2 separate regions of the Homo sapiens genome follow, and region 2 is linked to region 1. Evidence: chromatin loops called from intact Hi-C (ENCODE). Cell type or tissue: heart right ventricle. All regions are shown on one strand. Each heading gives the region's core, and the rest is flanking DNA. Links, peaks and the distances in the headings are about the cores only.

Evidence for each region. Hi-C counts contacts between places; a loop is a spot of excess contacts. Peaks named below come from ENCODE experiments on the same cell type or tissue, not always from the same donor. Only the 100,000 strongest peaks of a DNase experiment are listed, where the experiment ranks them.
Region 2: a loop joins it to region 1, with 3 times the contacts of the local background. A loop is called at or near these places in 4 of 110 quality-filtered maps.

What each region holds. Positions count from the first base shown.
Region 1 is chr1:227,233,520-227,236,434 of GRCh38, reverse strand. The region is part of intron 2 of CDC42BPA (CDC42 binding protein kinase alpha); the gene reads left to right. It also overlaps the pseudogene LOC100418874. Among named protein-coding and RNA genes, the nearest start is that of CDC42BPA, 84 kb to the left of the region's middle. In heart right ventricle, for the core only: CTCF peaks have their summits at 1,128 and 1,328 (motif pointing left); no DNase peak of the experiment used is centred there.
Region 2 is chr1:226,911,472-226,914,386 of GRCh38, reverse strand. LOC107985354 (a long non-coding RNA gene) reads right to left here. Exons shown (of 3, transcript XR_001738506.2): 2 at 1-1,084. Among named protein-coding and RNA genes, the nearest start is that of COQ8A, 27 kb to the left of the region's middle. In heart right ventricle, for the core only: CTCF peaks have their summits at 1,410 and 1,617 (motif pointing left); a DNase peak (open chromatin) is centred at 1,596.

The sequences.
Region 1 (2,915 bases), core at 136-2,635:
GCACTTTTAATATTCCTATATCATAAATTGATAAGCAGATAAAAAATCAAGACATAGAGGTATTTGTTTTTTTTGAAGGGAGAAACTTTTAATGGCACAGTTATTCCAATTCCACGTTAAGATGATTGGTAAAGTAGTGATTTTTAAAAACAGCAAAAGCTGGTTTCTCCCAAATTAGTTTCCCCAAGGGATTAGAGGTCAGTCTGTCATTCAGTCAAATCTATATCCAGTAGGGACCACCCAGTTTTGTTTTAGGCTAGTCTGTTGGGATATATAGTCTGCAACTAGCAGAGTTGCAGCTCTAACAAGTGTTAGAAATGTTCATTCACAGAATCACCTGAGGTACATAGAAAATAAAGCTTCTATTAAAAGAATTATGCTACAGAAAAGAACAGAGAGGATATATATACAACACAGGAAGACTCAGCTGATTCAGGGACCCCAGGAGAAAGTGGCTTTCTTCATTTAAAAAGCTACTTACCATCTCTCCTGTTAACTTATTCCAAATCTAGAAAGAAAGTACTTGCCAAGAGATACTGATTATATATGGGAATTTAAATCCTCCTTGTTAGGAATTCCACTAGCAATTCTTTTGGAAAACCTGAAATCAAACCATTTAGGTTCTCACAGAGTTTTACTCTCTGGAGATGCTCTGGTTGGGAGGTTGGTTGGAGTAGGAGTTGGAGCAGCAAGCATTGCGTAGAATGCTAGTCTGTGTGAAAGTCCTTATTAGGAAATTAAAAGGGTTCACTTTGCCTTGTCAGCGGTGAAAATCAGCCCTCAAGGAGGCTGAGAGGTAGCCAGGTTTGGAGTTATTTCCTTTGTTAGGGAACTCTATCTAACCCCCAAAACATAATTCAAATAGTATACACAAAAGTTTGGTTTAGTCCAGTTCTTCAGGCCCTGAAGCACATTAGCCATTGTCTAAACTCTTGAATTATATCTGAACTAAAAGAATAAAAGGACTTCTCACCCATCCCCACTTGCTATATTCAACTTGCCATATTTAAAAAAATACTCAACTCGCCATATTTAAGAAAAAACTTTTGCAGGACTGGCTGGACAGACTACATACTAAAACTTTTTCTAGTACTGATCAGTGTGTGAGATTTCTAACCAGGATTTCTGATTTGATTCCATAGTGGCCTTTTTCTGAGAGAATTCGAAGAAGGCATTGTCACCCTAGTCAGTTTTCTAGGAATTGACAGTCAGCCAGTAGGGGGTGGCAGTCTTCATTCTCCCAGACCAGGCTGCAGATGGTGTAGGTTCTCCTCATTTCTTTGGTGTCATGTTGGACCCTTCAGACTTTGATTGCTGGAAATCAGCATACACAGAGAAGGCTCCATCTGCTGGACCATTCTTGTAAATATCAGCCATGATCTCTACACTTGAAGGTTTACTGTAAAACAGAGGTGTCCAATCTTTTGGCTTCCTTGGGCCACATTGGAAAAAGAATTGTCTTGGGCCACAGATAAAATACACTAACACTAACGATAGCTAATGAGCTAAAAAAAAAAAAAAATCACAAAATCTCATACTGTTTTAAGAAAGTTTACGTATTTGTGTTGGGTCATATTCAAAGCCGTTCTGGGCCACATGCGGCCTGTGGGCCACGGGTTGGGCAAGCCTGCTGTGATAACCATTGCTGTAGTGCTTGTCATCTTTGTAGGAAGGCGTGTAGTGAGGCTTACAAATTTTGAACTTGGGAATGTCTGTCTGCCTCCGTCACATGGGAGCTGAGAGCCATATTGAAATGGTGCTCACGTGGTGGATAGAATAGGGTCTTCAGGCTACGTGGGAGTCATAGAGGCTACCTGAGAGAGAACAGGCTTTTCTTGGTTCAGAAATTCTAGGTTTGAGAAGGAAAGCCTACATACAGCCATCTCCACACTGCACAATAGATGAGCAGTTTTCAGCAGACATCTCCACATTGGTGTTCTTATTGGTCTAAATGTACACCTGGTCAGAAATGGTTTTCATGGCCCCAGATGTTCAGGAAGAGCTACATGAACTCTGTTGATGATGTCTTTTTAATTGTTAGACATTTTGGCCACTGTTCCTGGATCAGCATTTTTTGGGCAGACCCATTTTCTTAACAAACTGTACTCTCTGAGGCAGCTTGGATCTATCCAGGAAAGTTTCCACTAGTTAATTTGCATAGCTCATGTTGGCATTATGGAGACTCAACAGTTTATCTGCAGGGTGTGAAATTGGGGTATTAGTCAGCACCGTAAGGCAGAAAAGGTGGCCAGACCCACTCTTTGGGCTCTGGATCCTGGATTTACTGAAACCGCAGATACCCTGAGCCTGAAGATGCCATGTCCAGTCCTAATACCTGGTTCCTGGAACCCACCTCCACCACTGTTGCCACTTGAACAACATAAAAAAATATTTTAAGGACATGTTATCTTGCTGAACCTAAAAGATAAATAGAGAATTCTACATGCTGCAGAGACTACACATTCTTTTCTAGCTTATTTATGTATTTATTTATTTAAAATTGAGACAGAGTCTCGTCCTGTCACCCAGGCAGGAGTGCAGCAGTGTGATCTCGGCTAACTGCAACTTCCACCTCCTAGGTTCAAGTGATTCTCCTGCCTCAGCCTCCTGAGTAGCTGGGATTACAGGGGTCCGCCACCACGCCTGGCTAATTTTTGTATTTTTAGTAGAGATGGGGTTTCACCATGTTGACCAGGCTGATCTCAAACTCCTGACCTCAGGTGATCTGCCCACCTCAGCCTCCAAAATTCTGTGATTACAGGCGTGAGCCACCGTGCCTGGCCCAAAATGGCTCTTTGAAAGGGTTAATAGGATATTTAAAAATTGTTGGGGTCTTGGGAGGAAAATCACATGATTATTTCAATAAAGGAAAAACATAACTTTGATAGGTATATGTTACAAGAACTCAGAAAATA
Region 2 (2,915 bases), core at 106-2,605, 320 kb after region 1:
TTGGTATGTGACCTTGGCCAAGTTACTTAGTCTTCTAAGCCTATTTTTTCATCCGTAAAAGATGATAGCACTACTTCTTAGTGTTGTTATGAATAAAGTGAGATAATACATGCCTTGTGCATATCACAGTGCCTGGCATAGAGCAAACCCTCCATAAATGTTATCCAGTATTTGTTATGATTCTTAATGATGGTTAATGACTGAGCTCTGTCTACCAGCAACCTGGAAGTTAAAAAGTGATGTGTGAAGAGGGTTCTACAGTCAAATCCATTTGATAAAGGTTGGAGTAATCAAAGTTCAACAGGTTTCTTTACTCTGTGGCTTCTCTGAGGCTTTAATATACAACCCATCATATTTGGCCACAGAACCCTTTTTCATGGAGCATCTTGAGGGAAGTGAGTGTTTTGAACACACTTTGGAAAACATTGAATTACAGGACTTCTGAAATTCTTTCTGACTCTAACTTTGAAAAAGCTGTGAATTTCAAATGCAGTGATGTTTATAACTGGTGTTTATTGAGCACTTACTATGAGCCAGGTACTGAATTAAGCACTTTAGAAACCTAATGTCATATTATTCTCTCAGCAACCCTGTAATATTATGTCTGCTTTCTACAGTTGAGAAAATTGAGACTCAGAGAGGTTAAGCAGCTTGCCCGAGGTTACACAGCTAACACATGGTGGAACCAGGAGTGTTACCTTGGCTATCCTTTCAAAGCCCTGCTCCTCTTAACCAGTAGGCCACACTTTATCAGAGACTGCTGATTTTTTATGTATCATTGTGTTGACTCAACACAATGATGAATATTTGCAGGGGTAAAAACCAAAGTGAAGTTGGCATTACAGTAAGGGGGAGAGAGCACAGACCAGGAGCCGGGAGGGTCGGATTTGAACCCTTGTGTTGTGACTTCAGAGCTTATGCCCTTTCCACTGACCAGCATTTGAGCCAGCTCCTTCATGCCAGGTTGCTTTAAGATTGTTGGGAGAAGTCGTAGGAGCCGCTGGCTAACAGGATGTAGAGAGTATGTCTATGTTAAATGACTGCAGGGCTTTGCTTTCATTGCTAGAGATGTCCATGACTTGTTCTGATAAAAAATAAAAAATAAATGAGGCCTTAGTTTTGGGAAAAACTTCACATATGCCCTTTACTTCCACCTTAATCCAAGACTAGAGAAAAGGTGCCTCCTCTCCCCTTCTCACTTTACTGCATGAGAACCACGTGCTCCCGAACAGTAAGTGTTCTAGGGTGCTCACCTCTCCCTGCAGGCAATGGCAAGAAGGCCTAACCCTTCCAGGTTAAAGTTCAGGATCTAGAAGATGGAGTTCTATGCTCAGCTCTGCACAACACAGAGATAATGTTCATTCACCAAACATGTCAACCCTATGATGTGCTCAGGCTCTGGCTGGGGCCTCTCTCCTGGCCCCTGGGAGGGAGAGAACAGGAGGCCTGAGCCTCCCACAGAACAAGGACCTGGTTTATCGTCTTTGCTTCTCCAGTACCACCAGCCAGGGACTCGGTAGGAACTGGATGCTGAAGGCTGACCTGGTGAACACCTGTGCTTGAGGCCCCCGCAAGGGCTCAGGGCGGAATCGGCTGCCCTCATGTGGCCACCCTGGAGTGGAGCTAACAGGAGAAATTCAAGGCAAATGGAGGAGTCCCTGGAGACGCGAAAGGGACGTGGCTGAAGGACAGCAGAAGTGTAAAGCCACCAGAAGAAAGCCGCAGCCTTCCGGAGGGACAGTGGTCCTCAAACGTTTTGGTCTCAGGACCCCTTTAAACTTGTAAAACTTACTGAGGACTGCAAAGACCTTTTGTTATGTGGGTTAGCTCTATCCTGTTGAGAAATTACAACTGAGAATTTTATTTATGTATCAACTTTTTAAAAAATAACAAAAATAAACATTTCATTTTAACATAAATAAGTTTTTTGAAAATAGCTATATTTTTACAAACCAAAAACCTTTCATGAAGACTGGCATTTGTTTACATTTTTGCAATTCTCTTTACTAGAATAAAAAGAATATCTTAATAGAAGAGAGCTGGATTCGGCCAGGCACAGTGGCTCACGCCTGTAATCCCAGCACTTTGGGAGGCCCAGGTGGGTGGATCACCTGAGGTCAGAAGTTCAAGACCAGCCTGGCCAACATGGCAAAACCCCGTCTCTATTAAAAACACAAAAATTAGCCAGGCATGGTGGCGGGCACCTGTAATCCTAGCTACTTGGGAGGCTGAGGCAGAGAGAATTGCTGAAAACCCAGGAGGTGAGGTCGGGCACGGTGGCTCACATCGGTAATCCCACCACTTTGGGAGGCCAAGGCTGGCAGATCACCTGAAGTCAGGAGTTCAAGACCAGCCTGACCAACATGGTGAAACCCCATCTCTACTAAAACTACACAATTAGCCAGGTGTGGTGGCGCGTGCCTGTAATTCCAGCTACTCTGGTGGCTGAGGCAGGAGAATTGCTTGAACCCAGGAGGCAGAAGTTGCAGTGAGCTGAGATCGCACCACTGCACTCCAGCCTGGGCAATAGAGCAAAACTCTGTCTCCACAAAAAAAAAAAAAAGAAGAAGAAGAAGAAGACAGCTGGATTCTCCGACCTGCTTTTGGAGTCAATCCCTTGTGATATCACATATCGTATCATGCAGCTTCTGGACAACTCCTGTGTACACTTGTAATAGAAGGAGAATGGTAAGGTAATGTAGTTTTATTACAAAATAGTTTTGACTTCATGGGCCCCCAGGACCACACTTTGAGAAGCACGGCTGTAGAGTTTAAGCTAAGAACTAACTCTGGCTCAGGGTCCTCCTCCAGCAGCTCATCTGATCCTTGGGCAGTGACGAGCCCAAGGCAGACGGCCCCAGGCAGGGAGGCTGCGCCAGACCACCAAGAGGTCGATGCCCACCTGCAACCTGGTG